Linked DNA regions of Homo sapiens: region 1 is linked to region 2. A link is an interaction called in ENCODE POLR2A ChIA-PET data of the cell type or tissue named here. Cell type or tissue: OCI-LY7. All regions are shown on one strand. Each heading gives the region's core, and the rest is flanking DNA. Links, peaks and the distances in the headings are about the cores only.

What was found. ChIA-PET counts read pairs that join two places held together with the same protein. Peaks named below come from ENCODE experiments on the same cell type or tissue, not always from the same donor. Only the 100,000 strongest peaks of a DNase experiment are listed, where the experiment ranks them.
Region 1: POLR2A ChIA-PET joins it to region 2 with 5 read pairs; 2 of 35 experiments call an interaction of 5 or more read pairs at or near these places.

What each region holds. Positions count from the first base shown.
Region 1 is chr6:25,253,092-25,262,927 of GRCh38, forward strand. LOC101928663 (a long non-coding RNA gene) reads right to left here and starts at 8,316. Exons shown (of 3, transcript NR_110863.1): 1 at 8,033-8,316; 2 at 7,257-7,485. It also overlaps the pseudogene RPL21P68. In OCI-LY7, for the core only: no CTCF peak of the experiment used is centred there; no DNase peak of the experiment used is centred there.
Region 2 is chr6:25,341,150-25,345,149 of GRCh38, forward strand. All of the region lies in intron 2 of CARMIL1 (capping protein regulator and myosin 1 linker 1), which reads left to right. The region is part of intron 2 of LOC124901281 (a long non-coding RNA gene); the gene reads right to left. Among named protein-coding and RNA genes, the nearest start is that of CARMIL1, 64 kb to the left of the region's middle. RefSeq lists an enhancer at 674-1,406. In OCI-LY7, for the core only: no CTCF peak of the experiment used is centred there; a DNase peak (open chromatin) is centred at 1,792.

The sequences.
Region 1 (9,836 bases), core at 3,468-7,467, 85 kb before region 2:
TAAGCCCTGGCTCCAATGATGGACAGTAACTGATATGCATGGCTAACCCAAACTTGTAGCCCAGTGTAATCTGGGTGTATGCCTAGGCTAGCGCTTGTCATATCAACTAGCTATTAATATACTCTGTTCAGAAAACCTGGCAATGGCTGTTACATTTTTTAGTTCTAGCAAGATATTTTCCGATATCCAGTAAAAACATAGATTTTTTAAAAACTATTCAAATCAATACACACTAGGCAGGATCATTTGAAAGTGTGCTCTCTGCAAAGTCAGCAAGTCAATATTTTAAGGAGGGTATTGATTTTTTATTTGTAAACACATGAGCCCAGGCTACTCTACAGGACCATGCTGTGGGCCTGTTCAGAGATGAGACCACATCATTAAAAAAACGAAACAACAACCAAAAAGCTTTGATGCGCTCTTGGACAGGATCCACGGCAAATACACCTTCAAGTAAATTGCCCCGAGTCTCAAAGTGTTCCAGATGCAACATGTTATTTTACAGTCTTGGACAGTTTCCAAACTATCTATCAACTGAAAATGATTCACTGATCTATGATATAAAGTTCTGTGTGCCTTGAGGGAAAAGATCAGGACTTTTTGAAATCTCATCTACCTTTGTAGATCAGAGCATATAGTACCATGAATTAAGTAGGTGTTAAATAACTGTGGGTTGGATTGAACTTATTGATCAGGGGTGATATGTTTGTTGGCAGAAATAATTAGTGAAATACTTTATTTTTATATTTTAATTTAAAAAGTGATGCTCACAATCTTACTGCAGCTGAGATTTTTCAAGGCTGGGGTACTTTCCATAAGTTATAGAGCTTGCTAATTATGTTTGGAGGTTTGAATATAGTTGCACATATTTAGAGTCAAATTCCTTCTATTAATAAATATTCTTGCCTGTGAGTATTTCTCCTTCAAATTCTGTCTTCTTCAGTTTCAAACAGTTTAAAACATAAACGGGCTTAAATCAAGCTACAAAATGTGACTTCTAAGCCAACAGTTGAGAAAGACCATCTTTTCTATTTCTACAAAAAAATAATGAGATGATTGAACATCATTCCAAATGGGAGTCATCACCTGTCCTAAAGATTGCTTTAAATAAACATCTCATTCAGTGAACTGATAAAGTGGTAAATTAGATACATTGCTAATTACTATGTTGTCCTGTAGCTGTAAGTAAAAGCCAAGAGGCTGGGTGCAAAGTGGCTCACACCTGTAAATTCTAGCACTTTGGGAGACCAAGGCAGGAGGATCGCTTGAGCCCAGGAGTTCAACCTAGAGTGAGGGACCAATTACTTCCTATTGAAAAGGCAAACATGTATTATAAAAAGCTTTGATATTTGGCCAGGCACAGTGGTTCATGCCTGTAATCCTAGCACTTTGGTAGGCCAAGGTGGGTGGATCACCTGAGGTCAGGAGTTTGAGACCAGCCTGGCCAACATAACAAAACCCTATCTCTACTAAAAATACAAAAAAGTAGCCAGACATGGTGGCAGGCACCTGCAATCACAGCTACTCAGGAGGCTGAGGCATGAGAATCGCTTGAACCCAGGAGTCGGAGATTGCAGTGAGCCGAGATGGTGCCACTGCACTCCAGCCTGGGGGATAGAGCGAGACTCTGAAAAAAAAAAAAAAAAAAAAAGCTGTGATATTCAATGCCAACGAAGCTTCAGTAAGACCGGTGCTCTGAGGCACTGCTGACGGCAACAGAAAAAGATACTTTCCTGGAAAGAATTTAGGAAGCCACAAAAAAGTTCCTAGCCTCTGATCCAACTTCTGGGATTTCATCCTAAGAAATTTGTCCAAAGAGGAATAAAAGCCATGTGCATGAACATGTCCATTGCAGCACAATTTATACTGACAGGAAATGAGAAGCAACAATATGGCAATGTTTAAGGAAGTTACAGTGTATCTACTCGATGGAATTTTAATTTCAAGAACAATTATCGGCCCCTGTAATCCCAGCACTTTGGGAGGCCAAGGGGGGTGGATCATTTGAGGTCAGGAGTTCGAGACCACCCTGGCCAACATGATGGAACTCTGTCTCTACTAAAAGTACAAAAATTAGGTGGGCGTGGTTGTGCTCACCTGTGGTCCAAGCTACTCAGGAGGCTGAGGTAGGAGGATTGCTTGAACCCAGGAGGCAGAGGTTGCAATGAGCTGAGATCATGCCACTACGCTCCAGCCTGTGTGACAGAGCAAGACTCTGTTTCAAAAAGAAAAAGAACAATTATCAAATCAATTGCAATATAAAAACATGCTTGGAAAATGTCAAACTAACAAATGAAAATTGTTAAATACAAAGGTATGTGTTGTGTTATAGCAACAGCTATGTAATCAATGAATATAATTCAGAAAGATTAGCCAAGGATACACCAGAAGTGATGGCAGTTGCTTTGTTAGAAATATAGCAGTATAGGAGTATAGGTAATTTAAAAGTATTTCTATTTCCCAAATATACCCTACTATGATTATATTTAATAAGTTTAAAATACTACATAAGGCCTTCAGAGAAGGAAATTAAATATCTTTTCCTATTTATTTTTCCAGTGAGCAATAAACTTAACTTTCAGTGAAGTCTTCCTTAAACACAACTTGCATTTCTCCCGCTTTGGCTTAAGTATATTTTATCTTGCTCTGTTGTAAGGATAAACATTTCCATCCTCTCTATTTGTTATTTTGGCTAAGGACACCACATTTCCATGTTAGAATTTCTTCAGTTTTTTTCTATTGCCTTGAGATTGCATGCAGGTATGTTGAGAACTGAGGATTTTAATTATAAATATACATAGATTTAACCTAATAAAGGACTTTCTTTTTGGAGGCATGTTTGACAATTGGCTGGTTAATGTACAATTGGCTGGTTAATAATGCAATCTGATGGTGTACTTATAACTCTAAAATTCTATGGTAGTTTCTAGGCTGTTCTTGAAAGGCTTATCATTTTAAGTAAGAAATCACACAAATAGGCCAGGTGCAGTGGCTCACACCTGTAATCTCAGCACTTCGGGAGGCCAAGATGGAAAGATCACTTGAGGCCAGAAGTTCAAGACCAGCCTGGGCAACATAGTGAGATCTCATCGCTACAAAAATTAAGCAAAGTTAGCTGGGTGTGGAGGGACACACCCGTGGTCCCAGCTACTCAGGAGGCTGAGGTGGGAGGATCATTTGAGCCCTGGAGTTCAAGGCTGAAGTGAGCTCAGATTGCACCACTGCACTCTAGCCTGGGCATCAGAGTGAGATCCTGTTTCAAAAAAAAGAAGAAAGAAAGAAAGAAGAAGAAAAAAGAAGAAATCATGACCGGGCACAGTGGCTGACGCCTGTAATCCCAGCACTTTGGGAGGCTGAGGCGGGCAGATCACCTGAGGTCAGGAGTTTGAGACTAGCCTGGCCAACATGGTGAAACCCTGTCTCTACTAAAAATACAAAAATTAGCCAGGCGTGGTGGTGTGCACCTGTAGTCCCAGCTACTTGGGAGGCTGAGGCAGGAGAATCACTTGAACCCAGGAAGTGAAGGTTGCAGTGGGCCGAGATCATACCACTGCAGCCCAGCCCAGGCAGCAGAGCAAAACTCCGTCTAAAAAAAAAAAAATCACACAGATATATCATTTAAGATTAAGGCAGGGATGTGGGCTTTCTTGTACGTGAGAGCTCTTCTCACCCTCAAACTAAGTAAATTGGTATTATTCAGCTTTCCTCATGTGATTAAAAAAAAATCAAACTTTATGGTTGTACACTGAAACTTCTCCAGGTTCCCTCTTTTCTTTTGAGTTGTGGAAACTTGAACTGTATTTATGCAAAAATAAAATATCCAAGATCGTATTCTTTTGGGGCCAATTCTGATGGTGGTATTTGCTATTGCTGTCTTTGGATATCTCTTTAGTTCTGCAGAAAACTTACCTACTAATAATGGTTAATAATGTGTGCCTCAGCAGCAACAGATGCAATAAGATTATAGTTAAGAACCTGGGTTCAAGTACTAGCTCTTTCATTTACTAGTTGTGTTCCCATTGTTGAACAAATAAATAAAACAATAAACTTATATTTCCTATTACTTGTTAATAAAAGTGAATCAGAAAGCCTAATGAGAATAAATGTTTTAAAAGATGATGAGGGAGCTTTAAAAAAATAAATTTTGCTGCACTCTAAGATGTAAAATATATGTAATTATATGTGCATGTTAGTGTGCGGATATCCAGGACATTGACACTAAGGTGATGGTTATGCAATTGATTGACACTGAAATATGTTGGTTCAGTGCCACTAAGGAGCCAGCCTCAGATCTTAAACATCTCAACAATTACTATGAGTCCATGGGGGCCATACAAGTTGTAGGCTCCTTATCACATTTGTCTTAAATAGTATTTTTTAAATTACAAGAACCCTTAGCCCAGATAATCCATGTTGTCATACAGTGAATAGATATCAGATGTGTTGACATGTTGGTTCTCTCAGCCCACAGGGCAGCCAGGCAGGGCCTGGGGATGTGCTCGATCCCCTGGGAAGACCTCCTTCAGTTGAGAGCTACCTTATCTGTTTATGCTGATGTGCTGAACAAATATAATCATTTTCTATGTGTGCATGTGATAGACTCTGGTCTCACTGCAGATCACGTCTACATTCAAGTAATATACTTCGATTTGTCTTGACTTTTCACACTAGTTCTCATTCTAGCTCTTCCTATTTTGTTTAAATTATTTATGCTTTTCTCACAGCCAGTGCTGCTTTTTCAAATGTGGGATGTCCAAGGACTGGAGCATCTGTTAGTGAGCAGCAAGGTTCCTGGCAATGTCTGTATGTGCTTGGAGGCATCATTAAAATGTCCCCGGAACTGTGACTTAGAGCTGGATAAGACAAGAGGGATATGTGGAATCTAACCAGGTCTCAGTTAGGAGACATGAAAAGAATTTCAGAAAAAAAAAATTAATCTTAAATTATTTTAATATAATCAAATAATAAAACAATCTAGAATGAGTTGCCGAATTAATCCAGCCTTGACACTTACGTAACATGTTACTTGGTTACATGGAGGGCGTGGGCTTGGAAACTTCCACATGCCCGTCATGGCTGAGAGGGAAATTGTCTTAGATGCCTCAGCTTAAGCTCCTTACCAAAATCTCTGGTATGATAGTGGGAAGACTGAATTGTTTTTTTCTTGAAAGTGAATTAGTCCTAAAAAGAGCTAGAATTTAGTACAGGAATGCTTTTTTAAAAGCAAAAAATTAGTTCTAATATTTCAGGTTTATGTTTGTGGATAAACTGTGACTAATGTGGTAGCTTTAAGTAATGTAATGTTTAAGAAATTCTGAATATATTAATTATTCAATAGATTAGCCAAATGGCCCTGAATTTAAAATTTGAAACATCACCATTGATCCAGACTTCTCTTAGGTTGAAAGCCTTAAGACAATTTTATGTAATTTATAAGGGTTCAGCATAAATACAAGATTATTAGGTTTATTATGCTTATTTAAATAACCAGGAAGGTTTCTTTGTAAGTCAGAAAACTAAAGAACTTAAAAAATTTGAAAATAATAAATGTATAAGTTACTTAAAATATTTAACAAAGTTTGCAAATCGGACTAAGCAATAATCAAAGGTCACCTTAAAAATGAATTTTATAATATTACCTTATTTATAAATTGAATTTTTAAATATATAAAATAAACTTAAATGTAAGGGGAAACTGGGCTTTTGCATTTGTTACTTAAATCAATCAAATGTTAATTTTAAAAACCAAAGTGAGCCCTGAATAATTTGGAAGAGGGTTTAGAGATGCCAAAAATTCCTGTTGATCAAAAGATATCACATCGAAAGGGTGATTAAAACATTTATTCCGAAAGGAAAATGTGTGGTATCCATTTTGTTAAAAATGATAAATTATAATGTTTTATACAAAATAAATGAATCTTATCATTGCCTCCTTATGACGAAATTAGTGTTTTTGTCATTAAAAATGAATTTGTTAGGTTTGCAGTCTCATTGATCTCTCAGGATTTAGAAATAATTATTTTTTGCTGAATTAAAGATAGCTCTATTTTTTAATTGTTATTAGCTTCAAAAAGAGTAGCAAATTCACAGGAGGGAAAGTTTAAGCTCATTTCGGATAAAAATTGGGATCTTAAGTTTAAGCATGAAGGACATCCACTCTCCCTTGCTTATTTCAGTCTCTCTCTCAGACACATTTAGAAGCAGAAGAGTTATGTATAGTTAAGTTCAGCCTCCCCTGTTTTCAGTGAGAAAACCAAGGCTAAGAAATGTTACATAATTTAAGTAAAAATATGTGGTGAGAGGTACAATATGGTGTGGTTGATAGTTGACAGGATTTGGTGTCATAAACCCTGTTGGGTTTTTTGTTTGTTTAAGATTTTTGTTGTTGTTGTTGTTGTTGTTGTTGTTGTTGTTGTTGCTGGGCGCAGTGGCTCACACCTGTAATCCTAGAACTTCGGGAGGCCAAGGTGGGCAGATCACCTGATGTCAGGAGTTCAAGACCAGCCTGACCAACATGGTGAAACCCCGTCTCTACTAAAAATACATACATTAGCTGGGCATGGTGGCGTGCAACTGTAGTCCCAGCTACTTGGGAGGCTGAGCCACGAGAATCGCTTGAACCCAGGAGAATTCCTTGAACCCAGGAGGCGGAGGTTGTGGTGAGCCGAGATTGTGCCACTGCACTCCAGCCTGGGCAACAGAATGAGACTCTGGCTCAAAAATTACCATATGTTTGTTTCCTAATAATAAACATTTATTGAATTCTTTAAATATTTCAATATGCTTTATATGTATTTATTTCCCTTAAACACCAGAGCAACCTAGTGAACTAAGTGATATCCCCATTTTATAGATGGGAAAACTGAGACTCAAAGCGATTAAGATAATGAGAGGATCACGTGAGCCCAGGAGTTTGAGGCTGCAGGGAGTTGTGACAGTGCCACTGTACTCCAGCCTAGGTGAGAGTGAGACCCTTCTAAAAAAAATTTTTTTTTTTAATATTCAGAAGATCTGATTTTAAAACTTGCCTTCATTACGTGTTTGTTGCCTTGTGACTCTGGGATGTCTTCCTACCAAGACCTTACCCTAGGTTAGCTCAGCAGGTTTTTGTGACGAGCAAACATAAACAAGTATAGGAAAACACTGTCTAAAAGTAATATATTATTCATTCACAATGGGGTGAAGCCTAGAACCCATTTATTCTGACTCAATTTAATGTTATTTTGCTGACTAATTCTTAATCAAGTGTTCTTTACCTTCAAATAATTTTATTTTCCATCTGTGCCCGCTTTTGCCTATAGTGATGAATATTTATTGAGTATGCATCTTGTTCTTGGCACCACGTAAGTATCACACACGTCAAGGTATATGAAAACTTGGCTTATGTTATCAAGAGACTTCATGGGATGATGAGAAATGCAGAAAAAAACTGAAATCCTGATCTTCTCTTTTTTCCATCACTTCTCTGCACCTCATATTTTCCATCTATAAAATAAGTGATAATACCACCACATGAAAAATCATAGAAAGAATTTAGCAACGTAACTAGTAAAAGTGAATACATACAAACCATATGTGATAGAATGGATGAATCCTACTAAGAACAGTTACCAGGTAACTGAAGCTAAACAACTCTCAGAGGACTGAGGGATGTTACATTTCTGACCAAGTAGAGTAGAAACACCTTGCTAAATACTTATGTATTCACTAAAGGCCCCAGAAAAGCTGCACCTTTGGAGCAAAGCTAAAATAGGGTACTCCACACCGACCCTAACAAAGATTAACAACAACCTTTAAGCCGGTCATGGTGATGCATGTCTGTAGTCCCAGCTACTCAGGAGGCTGAAGCAGGAGGACTACTTGAGCCCAAGAGTTGAGCCCAGCCTTGGCAATATAGCAGATCCAGTTTTTTATAAAACAAACAAACAAACAAATCATTTGAAAGAATCAGTAAGCCTGCTAGAAAAAAACTCAAAATAATATTGTTATGTTTAAAGGAAGATTACAAAGTCTAGACACTAAATGATACAACCTTCACCATGTCCATCATCTAATCCAAGATTCTAACGCAGAGAAGCAAGAAAATGTGACCCAAAAACAAAACCAGCCTTTTGGCCAGAACCGTCATCTTCCAGTAATTTGCCAAAATGATGAATACAAAGGCAAAAAGGAAAGGCACTGGATATATGTTCTCTAGGCCTTTACAAAAACATGGAGTTGTTCCTTTGGCCACATATATGCTAATCTATAAGAAAGGTGATATTGCAGACATCAAGGGAAGGGGTACTGTTCAAAAAGGAATGCCCCACAGGTGTTACCATGGCAAAACTGGAAGAGTCTACAATTTTACCCAGCATGCTTTTGGCATTGTTTTAAACAAACAAGTTAAGGGCAAGATTCTTGCCAAGAGAATTAATGTGCATATTGAGCACATTAAACACTCTAAGAGCCGAGGTAGCTTCCTGAAATGCGTGAAGGAAAATGATCAGAAAAAGAAGGAAGCCAAAGAGAAAAGTACCTGGGTTCAACTGAAGCACCAGCCTGCTCCACCCAGAGAAGCACACTGTGTGAGAACCAACGGGAAAGAGCTTGAGCTGCTGGAATCTATTCCCTATGAATTCATGCATAATAGGTGTTAAAGAAATAAAATAAAAGACCTCTGGACTATTTAAAAAAAAAAAAAAAAAAAGGCCAGGCGCGGTGGCTCGCGCCTGTAATCCCAGCACTTTGGGAGGCCAGGGCGGGCAGATCACAATGTCAGGAGATCAAGACCATCCTGGCTAACACAGTGAAACCCCATCTCTACTAAAAATACAAAAAATTAGCCAGGCGTGGTGGCAGGTGCCTGTAGTCTCAGCTACTTGGGAGGCTGAGGCAGGAGAATGGCGTGAACCCGGGAGGCGGAGCTTGCAGTGAGCCAAGATAGCGCCACTGCACTCCAGCTTGGGTGACAGAGCGAGACACCGTCTCAAAACAAACAAACAAACAACAACAAAAAAAATTAAACCATGTAACCAATAGAGATGTGTGTGTGTGTGTGTGTGTGTGTGTGTGTGTGTGTGGTGTTGTGTGTGGTTAGGCAAGCAAAAACAACAAAAAGCAAGCAAACAATAAATCTAACATTTAGGATCAAAATATTATTTGAGGGAGATGCAATGGGATGAGACAAGAAAGGCACATGTAGATAAATATAGGTTACTTATTCTGATTGTTGGGTTGGATGTTTATTATATTATTGAATGGTATTGTGAATGGATCAAGGATGATGGCATATAAACACCCAAAGTTTATGGTTAACACAATTCTGTGCATCTGAAGTGCAGGAGAACAAGGTGGGAAGTAAAAAAGAAGAGTAGAAAAGAACACAGCATTATGAAGTCTGTGGCAGAAAACAATATAACTTTCTAGAGCATAAAAAAAAGGCCAATGTGAGCACGGCTGGAACTGGAGGACGTTATGTTAAGTGAAATAAGCCAGGAACAGAAAGTTAAACACCACATGTTCTCACACATATGTGGAAGCTAAAAAAAAAAAAAATGTTGAGCTCATAGAAGTAAAAAGTAGGACAGAGGATACCAGAGGCTGGGGAGGGTCATGGGAAGGGTGGGTCGGGGGCAGGATAGGGAGAGATTTGTTAAAGGACAAAATTACAGGTAGATAGGAGGAATAAGTTCTATTGTTCTATACCACTGTAGGTAATACATAGTTTCGAATAGCTAGAGGAGGAGGAGGATACAGAATGTTCCCAACCCAAGAAATGACCATTGTTTCAGATGATGGATATGCTAATTACCCTGATCTAATCACCATACATTATGTTTCAAAACAATACTATA
Region 2 (4,000 bases), core at 1-4,000:
AGAGGCGTAAACGGGAGGCTTTGGGCGTTTAGGTATTTGCTGTCATTTACATAGCTAGTTAAGTAACTGCGCTGGGATTTAAGTTGAGGTAGTCAGATTCCAGAGAGATCTGAGACTTGCAGAAGGTGCCAGAGACAATAAAAAAAAGTAGTTGAAAGAAGTGTTCAGAGTCATAAGGAAAGAATATATTTGCATCTGAGTGGAACTGATGGTGGCTGTGGGTAGTCATAGAGCATAGCCTTTTAACTCCTGTTGTCTATCTATCTTTTATATATAGAAAACTCAGAATGCCGGCTGAGCATGGTGGCTCATGCCTATAATCCCAGCACTTTGGGAGGCTGAGGCGGGTGGATCACCTGAGGTCAGGAGTTCAAGACCAGCCAGGCCAACATGGTGAAACACAGTCTCTACTAAAAATACAAAAATTAGCGTGGTGCACACGCCTGTAGTCCCAGCTACTTGGGAGGGTGAAGCAGGAGAATCACTTGAACCTGCAGGGCAGAGGTTGCAGTGAGCTGAGATTGTGCCGCTGCTCCAGCCTGGGCAATAGAGCGAGACTCTGTCTCAAAACAACAGCAACAACAACAGAAAACTCAGAATGTCAAAAATATGTTGGAGAAGTAATAAGACAGACATAGTTTTTCTAACTGAATTTAAGCCTCTTAGCCCGACAGAATTTCTCCACAGGGTTCTGAGAACATTTTGGATCCAGATTGTTCAACCAAGTCCATGATGATCTGTGAGGAAGCATGGAGAACAGAAATAACACTGGAAAGGCGGAGGAGGGGGCACAGGTGCACTTTGGTGCGGAAAAGTTTGGGAAGCATTGTTTGAAAGAAGTTGATATCTTTAAATATTCAGGGCTAGTTGCTAGCAACTTACTATGGCTAGTTGTTGAAAGCTGCAGTGAGTCTGTTCATTAGCTAGTGGGCAGCCCACATTTAGAAGAATGTAGGTGTGAGATGGGAGAGACTTTGGCATAAGAATGGTTCAGATGGAATGGGAACACCAGGGGGTGATTCGATCATTAAGCTTTCCTCTGAGAATGTGATTTGGTATCTTTGAAACTAGGCCAGAGATTTATTTGGATCTTTGGTTTTCCATTTGTGAAGAGGTCATTTAGTCTCATTTCCAGATGAAGAAATTTGGGTTCAGAGAGGATGGGAGTGACTTTCCCTAAGCCACTGAGCTGTTTGGTGACCAAGGCAGGCTGGATGCTCACCTGCTTTCTCGCTGCTCTCTTCTTACTGCAGCTCACCTGTGGACTTGTGGACTGGGCCATCAGGAGTCTCTAGGAGGCAGCATTGATTTTGGGATAGGCCTACCTGGGTTCAAATCCCAGCTCTGACACTTAATCTGTAACAGTGTTACATTATTCTGAGGATTAGTGAAAAGGGAACACTTAGCATATAGGAAGGGCTAAGTGTATGTTCTTGCCTCTTTCTAGTTAGGCTTGAAATCTTTCTTTATTTTATGTACTTATTATTACTAAGTTTTCTAGCACCTCCCAACTCATGACCAAAAAGTTTCATTTTCATCTTATTTTTCTCTTTGGATGATTTTTATAAGGGTATTTCTTATAGTTTCTCTATATTTAAATACTTTATACTGTCTAGGGTATTTAGGCAAAGGATTCAACTACAGGGCTTTTAGAAATCCTTTCCAGCTCTAAAATTATAGGATTTAATTGTTTTTGAAAAAGATGCCTTCTACCTTCCTCCTCCTCCAGCTGCACACGTAGTTTACTGGTTACTGTGGTAACTGCACTCTAATAATCCTGTCAGGAAATCTGATGCAACTATCTGTCTAATCTTATTTTCCAGACACAAAACAAGCACACGGCTTCCTTCTAAGAATCCTTCTAAAGCGCTCCAGCCTAAGCATTGTTTCTTCTTGTTCTGATGTTTTTTAAGATTGCACTTAGAGAAGAATGCACCTCATTGGGTGTTTCCTCAATGTGGAATGTTTTATAGTATCCAGTGACCAGTGCATCACTCTAAAGCGGTGTGTGTTTTCATGCACTCTCCTGGAGTTGATGAAATTTTGGGTAGTTTGAATTATAATTTTAAAAAATGCAGAATAGGGATTAGAGAGGATTTAAATTTATTTTGCACATAGAGGATTGAACGTAATTACTCAGAGAGTTAGCTAAAATCAGTATTTTTGCTTTTTTTTTTTTTTTTGGACAAGCCAGTTTTACAAAATGTCCCTCTGCTGATCCATGAACAAGGGATAAGTCTGTACCTTTTCATCCTCCCTCCCTTCTTCAGCCATTCACCTTCCTTAGTAGGGGTCAAGTGGGATCCCTGTGATGCTACTCCTGGCAAGGAACCTCTGTACTCCCAGCCTCTCCACCAATCTCTACTTGACCCTCAGAAGCAATCTCATCACACGTCTTATTCCCGTTTATGTCAGTCACCATAGGAAGCCTGGACTCCCGTGTCATCTCTCACTCCTGTGTCCTGATCCTCATTTGCCTCTTTACTTCAGCTTTTCCAATCCTGCTTCCCTCCCCTAGGGAACTCATGAAGCCCCTTCACTGTGCAGTTTGTGTGCTCACCATCAGTCATCAGCAAACCCCCCACTTCCTCACCTTGTCTGGGAGCATGACCTTCATCTCCTTGCTTTATTGGACACTTGGGTCTCTCCTGGCAGTACTGCCCCTCCTTCAGCTGTCTCAAGTGGCCACCCTTTTTCATCTTTCCCGTACACCATGGGTAGAGCTGGGGTAGCCTCGTCTATGCTATTTTCATAGTGCTGCTCCTCCTTCTCCTGAAACGCCACCTCCTCTGACTTTCAGGTCTCTGCATGGCCCACTTTGCCTCCTTGTCACTAGTCCTCTGCTCTTCCACGTGGTCATTCCCCTCTTTCTTTGAAAAATTTTGTTTCTGGTTCACTGTCCCTGTCTCCAACACTACTTCTGTGAGTTCTCCAGGATTTCAGTCCCCATGTTCACTCCATCCCACGGTCATATCTTGATCCTCTCATCACCGGTGACTTCAGTGCCTCCATCACTCACTTTGAAACATCCCACTCTTATCACCACTTCCTCTTCTCTCGCAAGCCTCATGTGGTACCTCCAACCTCAATAGTCCATTGATCCACCAGGTTTTTCAGTCCATTGAATCCATCACGTCTTCACGGACCCACACTCACCCCATGTCCTCACTTCTCCCCTTCCCCAGCTTGGAGTCCACGATCAACCACTGTAATCTCTACCATGGCATAGATCCTTATCACCCTTGACCCCTCAGGCTTGGTCATTCTTGCTTGACTAAATCACAGTTCTGGTTAAATCCTTCCCTCTCTTCACCTGTTCTGTGCTTGCACCCATGAGGCCAAATGTGCTTGGAGAATACCACAGCACCATATTGTTTGTCTCACTCTAAGCTGATCACAGATCTTAAGTGGGCCCTTGATGCTACCTGGCAGTCTCATTGTGTTTCCACTGTCTCTTCATTCCCACCACTCTCTCAGACAACTGTTGCATACTTTCTACTTGCTGTTCAAACATCCATGGTCTCCTTACACTTGGTTGTTTCCTTTTTCACCAGAAACCCCAGAAATAATCAGTAGAGACTGCCACCAGCACACCCACCACCTGCCTGCGTCTGTGCCCATGCTCCCACCTCCTTGGGCATGATGTTCTATCTCCATCTACACGTACCTTCTCAAGGACATTGCTGTATGAAATTTTCCCTCCCTTTCCTATGTCATCTATTTTCTTCTTTCTACCTGATTCCCACTGGCATATGAGTTATTATTTTTCTTATTAAATAAAAACATCCTCTCTTGACTCTGATTTCTCTTCCAGCTACTAGCCAGTTTCTTTTCTTGCTTTTACTGCAGAACGTTTGAATGAGTCATCTGTATGCATTAGGTCTAACATCTCCCCTCCCATTCTATCCTGAGCCCATCACAGTCAAGTTTGCACCTTAACTCACCGTACTTCACTGGCATTGTGCTTTTCGGGGCCACGGGTAGCATTTCCTTGCCGAAG